2 separate regions of the Homo sapiens genome follow, and region 2 is linked to region 1. Evidence: chromatin contacts called from ENCODE Hi-C or POLR2A ChIA-PET data. All regions are on one chromosome and are shown on one strand. Each heading gives the region's core, a stretch centred on a gene start or an enhancer-like site at or near the end of the contact. The rest is flanking DNA. Distances are from core to core; before and after follow the strand shown. Region 1 has its middle 130 kb from the start of LINC02516. Region 2 overlaps FAT4 (FAT atypical cadherin 4).

Region 1 (6,320 bases), core at 1,195-3,694:
GGATCACATGGTCAGGTCACTGCTAGCCAGAAGTGTGTGTGGAACCTGAGTATTTAAGCCCTATCTGTGGAGTTTTCACAGTAGAAGATGAGAAAGCAATTGTAAATGGTTCTGAAATAGGCAGTCCAGAACTATGAGTTAACTGCACTCATGGAATTGGCATGCTTAAAAGCTAAACAGGAATCACTCATGCTAAAATGTACAACAGTCATGTAAAACAGAAATTCTTTTAAAATGTTCAAGCTTTTTAGAACCTCAAAGTTATAATTTCAGGAACTGCCTATTCTGATTAGATACAGGTTTGGCTGTGTCTGAGACATCCACCTAATGCAAATAGAAGTGTGTTTCTCCTCTTGGTTTCCCAGAGTAATTTTCTTAGTTCTGCAAATTTTTTTGTATGTAGAAATAATACCTTAATTCATACATGAACACATATATTTCATTTTTTACCTATAAAATATCAAAATCTTACATAAGAACATGAAGTTGTAAATAATCTTAACATTGTAAGTACATTGTAGACAAAATATTTGGAATATGTTATTCTATTTATTTATTTATTTATTTATTTATTTTTGAGACAGTCTCGCTCTATCACTGCAGTGCGTTGGCGCAATCTCGGCTAACTCCAACGTCTGCCTTCCAGGTTCAAGCGATTCTCATGCCTCAGCCTCTCAAGTAGCTGGGATTACAGGTGTGTATCAGCACACCCAGCTAATTTTTGTATTTTTAATAGAGGCAGGGTTTCACCGTGTTGGGCAGGCTGGTCTTGCACTCTTGACATCAAATGATCTGCCCGCCTCAGCCTCCCAAATTGCTGGGATTACAGGCATGAGCCACTGTGCCTGGCCTGGAATAGATTATTTAAATATAGTTTTTCTTTTTCATTTTAAAATCAAGTTCTGATATTTATAGCTGGTTGTCTATTTGACTTTAAAAGTCCACAAAATAATAGTATCAATATATAATCTACCATGACTTAAATAATTAATGTATTTTAATACCATTTATCCTGCTAACCACCAGTTGAGGTCCTTATGTTTTCTATTTTCCTAATGAAAAAACTGAAGTTCAAAGAAGTTAAGTAACTCCTGAATAACACACAGTTACTAAATGTCAGAGCTGGATTTGAAACCACTTGGGTTTGAAACTTTCCAATGCCCCTCTCTCTTAGAAGGGATGTGTGGAATTTTCTCTTATTCTGCTTACTAATTACCTTCATGAAATTCATGTTATATGTGTGGAAATAGCAAGGACCCATTATTTGTGTGCATTCACTTTAAAATTAGACCTGATTTTAACAATTAAAAATATGAGCTAGGCTTACTTGTTGGAAATTAGAAATGTATATATTTCTTAACACTGTTATTAGTAATAAAAATTAGAGAAAAAAGGAAAGAGCAGAAGCATCAGGTAAGTAAACAGAGATGTGGGTGACATGTAAAGAAAGAAACTCAAATTATGAATGAATTGCCATCTCTATGATATATAAGTAAAATAACATTTTACTTTAAAAAGTAACCAGGACATTAGGACTAAATGAAAATGAGCCATCAGCAGTTCAAGCATTTTAGATAGTAAATGAAATGAAATATTTAAATTCACATTTAAAAATTATAATTTTTGGTGGTTTTAGGTACAGACATGGAGGAAATCTGAACAATCTGATTATACAGAAAATCTAAATTTTCCATATTTAAAAAATTTACCTCTACAATATAATTACTCTAATAATTAAAATAAATTTTAAATACACTAAATATTTTTCTCTTTCATTCCATTCCACAAAGAATCATCAAGCACCTACTATATTCCAGTCCTTGAACCAGGTGCTAAGGCTGTACTGAGATGTACATGGTCCTAATCCTGCCCTAATAATTCAGTCTACTCGGTCATGAGATGAGAAAACAATTCAAGCACAATTCATGGGGCCACTAGGGGAGCAAACAGGAAATTACTTATTTAAGTCACTTTCAAAAAATTAATAACCTTCAAAATTAGTAACCCATTTTTAAAATCCATTCCAAATGAATAAAATATAAGGCTTGAAGTCTATAAATGGGTAAAGTCCAATTTTCCTGAAAACTTTCCACTGCAAAATGAACACGCTGGAGGAATACAGACACTGAGGCCAGCCTTAAATGAGTTAAAAGGTGTTGCATTAAAAAAAAAAAAAAAAGAAGAAGAAGAAGGAAGTTTTGGTAGTTAAGAGAAAGGATAAACAGTTTATAGTTTCAAAGTTCTTCAACTTTAGAAGACAGCCATAAGAAGGGACATAAAAATTGGATGTGTGTGTGTGTGTGTGTGTGTGTGTGTGTGTGTGTGTGTATGTATACAGTTACATGTTTGAGCAGGAAGTTTGGCAGGCAGAATCTAAGAAGTGAGGAAGCGACTGATTGCCCCTGGGAGTTGGCAGGAAACACACAGGCCGAGGATAGGAATTAGAAGTATTTGATAGCTCAGAGGAAATCATGGCACAGAGAGGGAAATAGTGTAAACACAAGGGTCACGAAATAAAGACAGAGCGCTTGGCTCCCTGGTGGATGCAGGCAGGAACAGAGGCCATAATCCAATAACCCAGTGTACAAAGCACCTCCATCACCGAAGCAGCGGGCTTGGCAGGAAGCATAGATCATACCATTATGTCCTCATTTCTCTCCCCTGTCGGGAACAGACTTTATGACTAAACTTCAGATAGAAGACATTATAGGAAAAAAATTGTGGGGCACAGTTTTAGAAAAAGAAGGAAGATTGCCTTGAGCCCGTTTCACCCAATAACCTTTATGCTACAGATCAGGTTTTGAAGTTAATGGTATTTATTTTGGCTTTTCATGATTGGAACCTGTGATGTGAATTTTGATATCGATATCTAAAGAATAGACTGAGGCTTTTGACTTTTTTTTTTAATTAAAAACTGATTATCAGAGATAGTTATACCCTGAAGCTAATGAAGGTAAAACATCTGAAGGTAAAACATCAGGGTCTCTCACTTGAATTTGGTCTTACAAGACCCTATGCTCAATTTTGCATTTGTAATTTTAATTCCTTTTCAAATTGTATAAAGAATATCCTTTATAGAGAGATTGTTACAAATGCTCTACTTGGCTCATTTTGTCATTATTGACAGGTTTCGTGGGTGGGAACATTTTTTTGCCAGGTCAACGAACCCAAATTTCTACATTCAAAGTGAAAAGGACATGAAATTTCAACTACATTTCTAGAGGAATGAAAAGTATATTTTAATGTATTACATAAAGAAAACTGATCAATCAATTTTGAAATGCTGCAAACTGAAATTCAACAGGAATGAATACTTCAGTTGCTCAAATACATGAGGAGAACTGTGATTGATATTTGTTGGTCTCTGATGTTTTGGCACTACATTACCAGAATATATTTAATTTCTTGTACAAGCAAATATAATGTGTAAGAAATAATTTTGTAAATCAGTTTAAAAATCCTTACTTTGATTCTTATGCTACATTTTATTTTAATCTAAATGAATCTGATACCTCATTTGATTAAATATTCTATCACATAAGATGTTTTGGGCTGCAGGTAATAGAACACACAGGTCAAATGACATAAATTATAAGGGAATTTGTAATTTCACATAATAGGGTGCCAGATACGGCTAGATAGGTCTGTCACAGAGCCACAGTTTAGTGATGCCGTTGTTATTTTTTCATCTGAATTCCTCCCCATCATCAGCATTGTCACCCTCATGATCTCAATTCAGCTGCGATGGTTCCACAAGGCACAGGCAGGCACCACCAACCCAGTGAAGGAAAAAGAGGTGATTTCTTTTGAGTCTCTGTTTCTTTTAGTAGGAAAGCATTAACCCAAAGCCTCCTTCCACTCAGGTCCCAGTTGGTCAGCATTGGTTTCATGTCTTGCCATAGCTGCCAGCTTTCCCAGTGGGCTGTGCCTGGCATTTCCAACCTCTAACAGGGCAGGTGGGCTTGGCAAGGAGAGTCAGGGGAGTTGGGGAATACAGGGAACACAATCAAAGATTGCTACAATTTGCCTTTATTCAGGGGCAAAATTACTTATCCATTTGCTTAATTTTGGTTTGATGGGGTGAGATCTTTATTTTTTCTAGTCTTTTGGGAATATTCTTCAGCTTGCCAACATCTCTGTATTTTCCCCATCTGAATATTGTATTTTTTTATTTCACCACCTAGCAGCTCCAATGGCCACAAACCTTTTTCCAGATTTGTCTGAAATGTTCGGGCTTTTTATATTGATGAAAGTTCCTTTTACCTATAGCCTTTGGCCAAGCTATAACAAATCAACTAAAGTGTGATTTTATATCCCACTGTAGGCCAAGACAGTATGCTGCTGGTTACACAGCACAGGATGCTAACCATTTTACACACAATTGCTTGGACACAGGCCAGGACAATTGGCAATTCCTGTCTCTAGTTCAAATGCTAAGCTGCTTCCTAGAAGAGGTCACAGGAGGTCAGAGGATGTTCCCAAAGGACTTTCCTGTTCAGACTTATTGAGGAATATCAGACTAGCTCCAACTCCAGTTTAGGTGTTTAGCTGTATCTCCAAAGTCTCATATATATTCAAAATGTTTGGGCACTGCTCCTGCACCTACAGGTGAAGGTCCAGCTCCACCCCTTATTTCCTCTAGAAAACTTTCCACCAGCATAGCAGGCCTCACTCAGCTGACTTCTTCTGAGATTATATAATACTTTGTGTCAATATTACTCATTCAGCACTTAATCCTATACCACTCAGCAACACCTTTTTTCAGATATTTTATACTCAAGGATTTTTGTGCCCTTTCCCTAACTACATAATAAAAACTTTCAGATCAAAGACCACATTGTTCTATTTCTCATCATACTGTCTATGTACCTCATTGTCTAGCATAAGACATACATTTATTGAATGAGTGAGTACAGGTTGCAGTAAAAGATAACATAAGGAAAATGCTTTAAAGACTAACACAGTATCATGTGGCAAAACTACTAAGAAAAACTCAAAAACAACATATAAACAATAATTACTATGTATCTAGTCAGTTACTGTGCTAGGAAGGGATATGGTGGTGTCCTAAAGTGAGCAAGACCTCTGCTTCTGAGGAACTTAAAATCCAGTAACAAAGAAATATAATGAATAATCATGAGTAAAATGCAGAAATTAAAACTGTGATAAGTACTATGAGGAAAAGGAGTCTGTACCATATGTTGTACGGTAGGACCTAACCTAACCTGCGGGTGAGGAATGACTTTCCTGAGCAAGTACCATTTGACTTGATACCTGCAGTATGAGAAGAAGATAATTGGATTCAGGTAAGGTGTTCACATGCAAATGTAAAGTTGTGACTGCAATCAAGGGCAAGGTTGATGATGGTAGAAAATGAAGCTGGGAAGAAGGTGCACCAGAGATGACTAAACTAACTGTCCATCAGAATCTGTTTCCCCTTTGAGTAACAGCATATAGCTGCCCAGTCAGAGACTACATTTCCCAGTCTCCTTTGCATCCAATGTGGCCATGTGACTGGTTTCTCTCCAAGGAAACATGAGTATAAGTGATGTTACCACAACCTAGACAGGATTTCAAGGCAGCGGGTATATTTCCTCCACAGGCTCATTCTCCATTCTGTGAGCTCTAATGGTGAGAGCAGTGTGATGCTGGAAGGTGTGTGATCAAAGAGGTTTTACCATCTTCAGCTTGGGATGCTCAATGACATCTTACACATGATCCTCTGCCAACCTGGAGACCTTGTCCTGCTTTGTTATATTAGAGAGGGATAAATTTTCATCTTTAAATCATTGAATTTTGGAGAGATTTTTGCTAAGTTTGCTTATCCTAAATAATGCTAGGGAGTTTGGTCTTTGTACAAAAAAAAATGAGAAATTATTTAAAGATTTTAAACTGAGAGATATGTGATCAAATCAATATTTTGAAAAGATTTCTCTGCAAAGCCAAGGCTATATTGGGGAGCAGTGGGAGGGAGGGTAAGAGAGAATTAGGGGAAAAAATCAACAGAAAAGGTTTGCAGAAGTCCAGGTATGAAAAGTCTGGGGCAGCGGAAACAGAGAACTGGCTGAACTCAGTAGGTGTGAGGTGATATTGGTAGAATTAGGTAACATGTTGAATGGGAAAACTTGAGAGGGAGGTATCTACAAAGACTGCAGCTTTTTTTGGCTCTGAGCACTGGGCAGTCGGTGAGGGTATATTCTCAGAAGGGAAACACAGAGGAAGATCCTGAGTTAAAATTTGAACATATGCACAAATAGATGTTGTTATCATGTACAAAGCACACTCCCTCCTTCCACAAAAATGAAAGGAGAGTGGTGCAG
Region 2 (6,320 bases), core at 2,136-4,635, 960 kb before region 1:
TTAAAACTAAAAAATATTTCTGTGGGAATAGTGCATAAAATAATATAATGCTTTTCTCTTTTTTTTATAATATGCAGTCTATCATTTTATTTTGCTCTACATCAAGAATGTTATTATACATGGGGATTAATTTTTTAAATGTTTCAGCATACAACTACATAACTAAGGAACAATCATTACCTAACAATCGCTAATATCAAACCATTATATATTTGTGGATCTAATGATAAAACATGCTATTTCCCCAATTTAAATTGATATTATGAAAGTAGAAGATTATATTCAAGTTAAAGGAAATGACTAAAATAGCAAAGTCCATTATGAGTTCATTCCCCTGTTAATAAACTGATAATTGCATGGTGGTTGCCACCTCAACCACAATTCTAAACATATTCTTAAATGCATATCCTCTCTGCAGCTTAAATCAAATGTTTCTTAATGAACGGAATGAAAAAATCTAAACATATTTTAATTCACAACCTTCCTGCAATCTACATAAAATGGTTCTCAAATAAAGAAGAAAAACAATCTTTTGTTTTCTTTTGGGAGACCGTAGGATTTGTAGTACACTGAAAGTTCAGAAATCCATTCATTTGCAAGTCAACATACTAATACTTTTTGTAGGAATGTTAAATATCATCAAGTCCATTTCCATTCCATTTCTGTTATTTTACAGAGAGTCAAAATTAAGGCACTGAAATGTCAAGTGATTTATCTAAGAAAAACAATGTTAAGCCTCCTACTCGAGGGCACTGATTTTTCCAGAGTAGTGGAGACAGCCAGGGCTGTGGAGCAAGCTGAATGATGTGCCTAAGACACAATGTCTCTGATCTTTGCACAGAGAGAATGATCTTTCATAAAAAATATGCATTTTATGTCAACAAGAAAATAATTTCTGATGAAAATAATATTTGATGGGCTACTTTAAAAAACATTTTATTCACTTCTTGCCTATTTTTAGGTTCTTTTATATTTATATTAAGATAAAATAATCTGTGAGAGTTCGTCTTATCAATGCCACTGGAAAACAGACATTCAGCAGAAAGACAATAGGTATGTATTACAACTAAAGAAACTATAGTTAAATTCTCTGTAAATATCAGTGAAAGTGATTACTATTAAAACGTATACAAAAAGCTATTTCTTTTTCTTAAAAGATGCAACATATAAATACCCATTTTCAGAATGGCTTACATTTAAATAGTTGGCAGGATAGACAGAAACTGTACAAACTATAAAATAGTAACACCTGATGCATCAAGGCAAATAGTGCTTAATTTTTTGTTTTGTTTAGTGGCAAAAATAATTATTTACTTTATTGACTTTTTGGATTTGTGGAACTGACACTCCAAAATTAATTGTCTCATGTAATATTGTCACTTAAACCACATAAATTATGACAAACTTTGCACTAAAAATAATGTTTAGAGTTCACAAGTGTTATCTCTAAAGATATTAAGATAATGCCATCAAGATTGCTTTTAAATACAAGCAAGTAACAGTTTTGTCAGAAATATTTATTTCAATAATAGTATTTTGTAGCTCTGATTTAAGTTTATATATTACCAACATAGGTAATTGCAAATATCTTCAGGATACTGAAGATCATTTATATTACTTAAATTAGAGACTTCTATATTCTGAGATTCCAAGAGCAATAATGTGTCCTGCTCATTCTGACAACTTATCCATGTCTAGCATGTAAATTCTCCTCTAGAAATATTTCTGTTTTTAAGCAAATCCAGGTCATTTTTACATTTTTATTAAAGTCCCATATTCAGCAAATGTAATAATAACATAGGCATTCTACTGGCATATAAAGATGTATTAATCAAAGTTATCCACTATTACAATGATATTTTAAAGCAATTCAAACCTATTGATTTCCTAGTTTTTGTGTGGGAACATGCTATCATATATAATTTTTATGTTATGAAATGATATTTTATGATAATTCAGTAACTACTCATAATAATGACTTACTATTTTTTTCTTTTAAAACAAAACATTTCTTCTAAAAAAGAAAAACAGGATACATGGGCAGAATGTGTAGGTTTGTTGCATAGGTATACATGTGCCATGGTGGTTTGCTGCACTGATTGAACCAACCTCCAACTTCCCTCCCCTTGCCTCCCACTGCCCCCAACAAGCCTTGGTGTGTGTTGTTCCCTTCTCTGTGTCCACGTGTTCTCATTGTTCAACTTCCACTTATGAGTGAGAGCATGCAGAATATGGTTTTCTGTTCCTGTGTTAGTTTGCTGAGGATGACGGCTTCCAGCTTCATCCATTTCCCTGAAAAGGACATGATCTCATTCCTTTTTATGGCTGCATAGTATTCCATGGTGTATATGTACCACATTTTCTTTGTCTAGTCTATCATTGATGGGCATTTGGGTTGGATCCATTTCTTTGCTATTGTAAATAGAGCTGCAGTAAACATACATGTGCATATGTCTTTATAGCAGAATGATTTATATTCCTTTGGGTATATACCCAGTAATGGGATTGCTGGGTCAAATGGTACTTCTGATTCTAGATCCTTGAGGAATTGCCATTGTCTTCTACAATGGTCAAACTTACTTACATTACCCCCAACAGTGTAAAAGTGTTCTTATTTCTCCACAGCCTCAGAAGCATCTATTGTTTCCTGACTTTTTAATAATTGCCATTCTGACTGGCATGAGATGGTATCTCCATGTGGTTTTGATTTGCATCTCTCTGATTATCAGTGATGTTGAGCTTTTTTTCATGTTTGTTGGCCACATAAATGTCTTCTTTTGAAAAGTGAATCATGACTTAAAATTTCAAAAACTTCAGAAAAAATATCCTTAATATGTTTTGTTCAGAATATCTCCCACTTAGGAGACTGGAATAAAAGGTCCTACACATTGCCCATCTCTGCTTCAAAAGCTGCTACACTAAACACCATGAAAGGCACGTGTAAACCTGGAAGAATAACTGAGCTCATTCAAATGTGTATTGCCCTTAATAGGTCATTATGATGTCAACTCAATAACATTTTGCTAAATGATGCCTCAGTTTATGCTGTGTAGGTACTACTAAAATTAAGCAAGGAAAAACTCTAATCTTACATTCAAAACAATTTTTATTCACCAGAGTGAAACAAGATGCTGGAAGCCTACCATTTACTTTTCTGTATGGAATCTCAAGTGAGGAGTTGAAATTGAAAGCAAACTAACCAAATTGAAACCCACACCAATATCAGTACAACCATCACGCCTCAGCTGTTGCTTCCTTTGGCCCTGAAAAGGAAAACTCCACCTTTCCTGCCTGAGATGAGTGTAGAGTGTGGAATATGAGTTTGCCCACAATGCAGTGAGAAGCTCAGTGCTGGGAGACAACTCAGTATGACCGCATCAGGGTGATGTGTAAAGAAACACTCTATGACCTGACCTTAAACATGAGAATCAAGTATAGAGTTAAATTTCGTAATTAGGAACAAAAAAAAAATTCAACGCCTAATTGTACTATAGTTTATGGGTTTAGGCTCTAAATATTTCCATTTCTTAACAACAATAAAGAGCTGTATTGCCACGAAAGGATGGTGCCAGAGTCTGCATATTTCCTTTAAGTTTGTTCTTCATTTTTTTCCCTATTTTGGGTGACCACTGGGAATTCTACTGCCATAAGTCTGGGTGAAATGTTTCACGACATCCAGAACACTTCATCATGTAGCAGAGCCAAAATCTATTATGGTTTGCAAGTGACTCATATTTCAGTTATGAGAAAGCCCTAACAAAGAACAGTTTGCATTTAAATGTTCTAAATGTCAGGAATGTAATGTTTGGACTATGTAGGTATGCAAGGCCTGATCTCTATGAACAAGGTTTTAAGTATTTATTTGTTTGCGATGTATAATCAACTTTGTTCAAACTTGTGGTAACTCTAATAATAGTTTACTGTCTCATCTTGATGGTATTACTGAAAGTTTGAAATTGCAATGTGAAAAAAATGGGAGAAATCAAACTTTGGAGGAAAGACCTACCAACTCATTCTATGAAAGACTGGCCAGAGCTATATGGGACTTATTAAGGAAAACTAATAGGACCACTACCACCTGCATGAATGAAACATAACTACTAGAAAACACAAGTCTGTTGCAGGCCCAAACTCTACTTAAGTTTCAGAAATTATCATAAAGTAAGTGTATGCATTTGGTGCATTTTTTTCTTTAGAACTAGAAGAAAAAAATGAATAAGCATTATATTTTACTAGAAAATGCGTATTTAAATATTATCATGCATACTAAAGGCCATTTTATTACGTTATTTCACAGGAAACACTTTAGTACAAGAAACATGATATAATGGTAATATTTGATGAAGTAACATACAATATGGGAATTGGAATAATTCTGTTTTTAAGATTATAGGCTATTAAGCATTTTGTCATGTAAAAGTTTATACCTTAAATTTAAATAATATTATATCTATTTAGATATCTGGGCATTTACTTCACATAAAAATATCTAAGTATTCTGGAATATTAGGAATGAAAGAAGCATACACATTTTAGATTCTCTTTGGTTTCATTTTTTAAGGAAAGTAAAATTAATCATAATGAGTTTTAAAACTGAATGTACTTCTCATATAAGCTACATGTATATAACTGTGACCAATTATATTTCTCAAACAAAAGTAATTACATTAATCTCTCACCACTAAAACTCTTCTAACAGTCAGCAGCACATGTTCCTGGGATTTTGATGCATTTCTTACTAAGAAGAAATATGTATGAATAACAGGCAGGCTTGGAGAGTAGCCAGGAGTGACAAGAATGGCTAGAAGCGTGGATAACACATAGTTAACTCCATTCTTAAAACAAAATGCTTTCCATAACTCACTAAATGTGTGGTGACATAATAAAAAGCTAGTTTTGTTGTGCTTTCAATATTGTTCAAGTTAGAACCAAATAAGGATTTATTTTAAGGCAAAGGCAACCATGTGTAACCACTTCAATTTTTCCTGAAATCAATACTGCATAATTTCTGCATTTTAACAAATTCTTAAGGATGCTCAAAAGTAAATGCAGAATAAAACATCAAGTTAAAATATGTGTGGTTGCATAAGAAACTTATGGAAATTTTTATACTATTCTTCAAAACAAACACCCTACAAATGCGTCCTGTAGTATATTTTTCAATAGATGTTAATCTGAATGTGGTAGACACATATCAAAGGGAAATTTTAGTATAAAACAAACAAACAAAAAATGCCACTAAATTTTTTCTTCTCTTTTTTTGCCTAATGTGTACTGGATACTATGAAATAAAGAAGGCTTCTATTCAAACTACTGAAAAATAAAGAAGTGGTTTGATTTCTATTAAAGGTACAAACTACGGTAGACTGAATTATTGGTCCCGTTACCCCTCCCCATAAACAACTTTGCAGTCCCTCCCACTAAAGGTGAGATTTTTCTCCTTGCCTTTTTTGGGCTCTTTCATAATATTTGGATTGGACAATGGGCTATCTATAAAAATAGCACAAGAAGGGGCTTAAAATACACTTATTCTTTTCTACCTCTGCCATGGTCACTAGAACAGTATGTTTCTGCTAGCCCACTACTACCAGAAAGACTAGAGATACTGAGTAGAGGAATCTCAGCTGGAAGGTTTTTAGACTGAAGCCAAGCTTCCTAGTTGAGTCTAGCCTAGAGAAGCCCAACTGCAGTTATCCAGAAATGTGTGAGGATAAAAGTGAATTTTTGTAGGCCTTTGAGATTTTTGTGGCTCTTTATTATGCAACATTATTCTGGCAGTAGCTAACAGATACAAAAGCCAAAACAATGAATTCATTAACTGGTTATTTTACTTTGTTTCCATGTTCTAAATAATTACTGGTCTAACATGAGCAGCACAAAGAAGAGTAAAAAGCTAATGTATATTGATCTGTTGTATGGCTTGTACTGGGAGTTTTATTTCTCTGAATCTATTAATACCTTTTCCTACCCTATATAGCTACACATTCTCACTTACCATGCCATACTGCTATCTGTCAGGGGCAACTCAAAATAATACATATCAAGTTCTTCCTCCCCCTCCAACAATCCAAAGATTAGAGGAGTGGTGGGAATACATGATCCAAGAGGAACGAATCATAGATTGGGGAGAGTTCATCAGATTGTGTTTTTTTAAGAATAGAAAATTTAAACAAACAAAAACAAAACAAAAACACAAAGAACATTGCAAGAACAAAATAATGGCACAAGTACAATAAGAAACAATGCAGCCCCCATGATAACATGGTCGCCATCTTTAGTGGTTTTCTAGAACCTACACGAGACTTGGCTATAGTTCTTTT

What was found. Hi-C counts contacts between places; a loop is a spot of excess contacts on that map. ChIA-PET counts read pairs that join two places held with the same protein, here RNA polymerase II (POLR2A).
Region 2: a loop to region 1 is called in a map of endothelial cell of umbilical vein, with 3 times the contacts of the local background. The contact joins two enhancer-like sites. A Hi-C loop is called at or near these places in 1 of 168 maps with a recorded cell type or tissue (endothelial cell of umbilical vein). POLR2A ChIA-PET finds 5 or more read pairs at or near these places in 1 of 52 experiments (PC-9).

What each region holds. Positions count from the first base shown.
Region 1 is chr4:124,425,660-124,431,979 of GRCh38, reverse strand. No RefSeq gene overlaps it. Among named protein-coding and RNA genes, the nearest start is that of LINC02516, 130 kb to the left of the region's middle. Within about 2 kb of position 2,444, at least 8 of the 41 ENCODE cell types and tissues checked have a DNase peak (open chromatin) inside an H3K27ac peak, as active enhancers do; they include endothelial cell of umbilical vein, where a contact is called at or near this core.
Region 2 is chr4:125,387,341-125,393,660 of GRCh38, reverse strand. The region is part of intron 2 of FAT4 (FAT atypical cadherin 4); the gene reads right to left. Among named protein-coding and RNA genes, the nearest start is that of FAT4, 76 kb to the right of the region's middle. Within about 2 kb of position 3,385, at least 7 of the 41 ENCODE cell types and tissues checked have a DNase peak (open chromatin) inside an H3K27ac peak, as active enhancers do; they include endothelial cell of umbilical vein, where a contact is called at or near this core.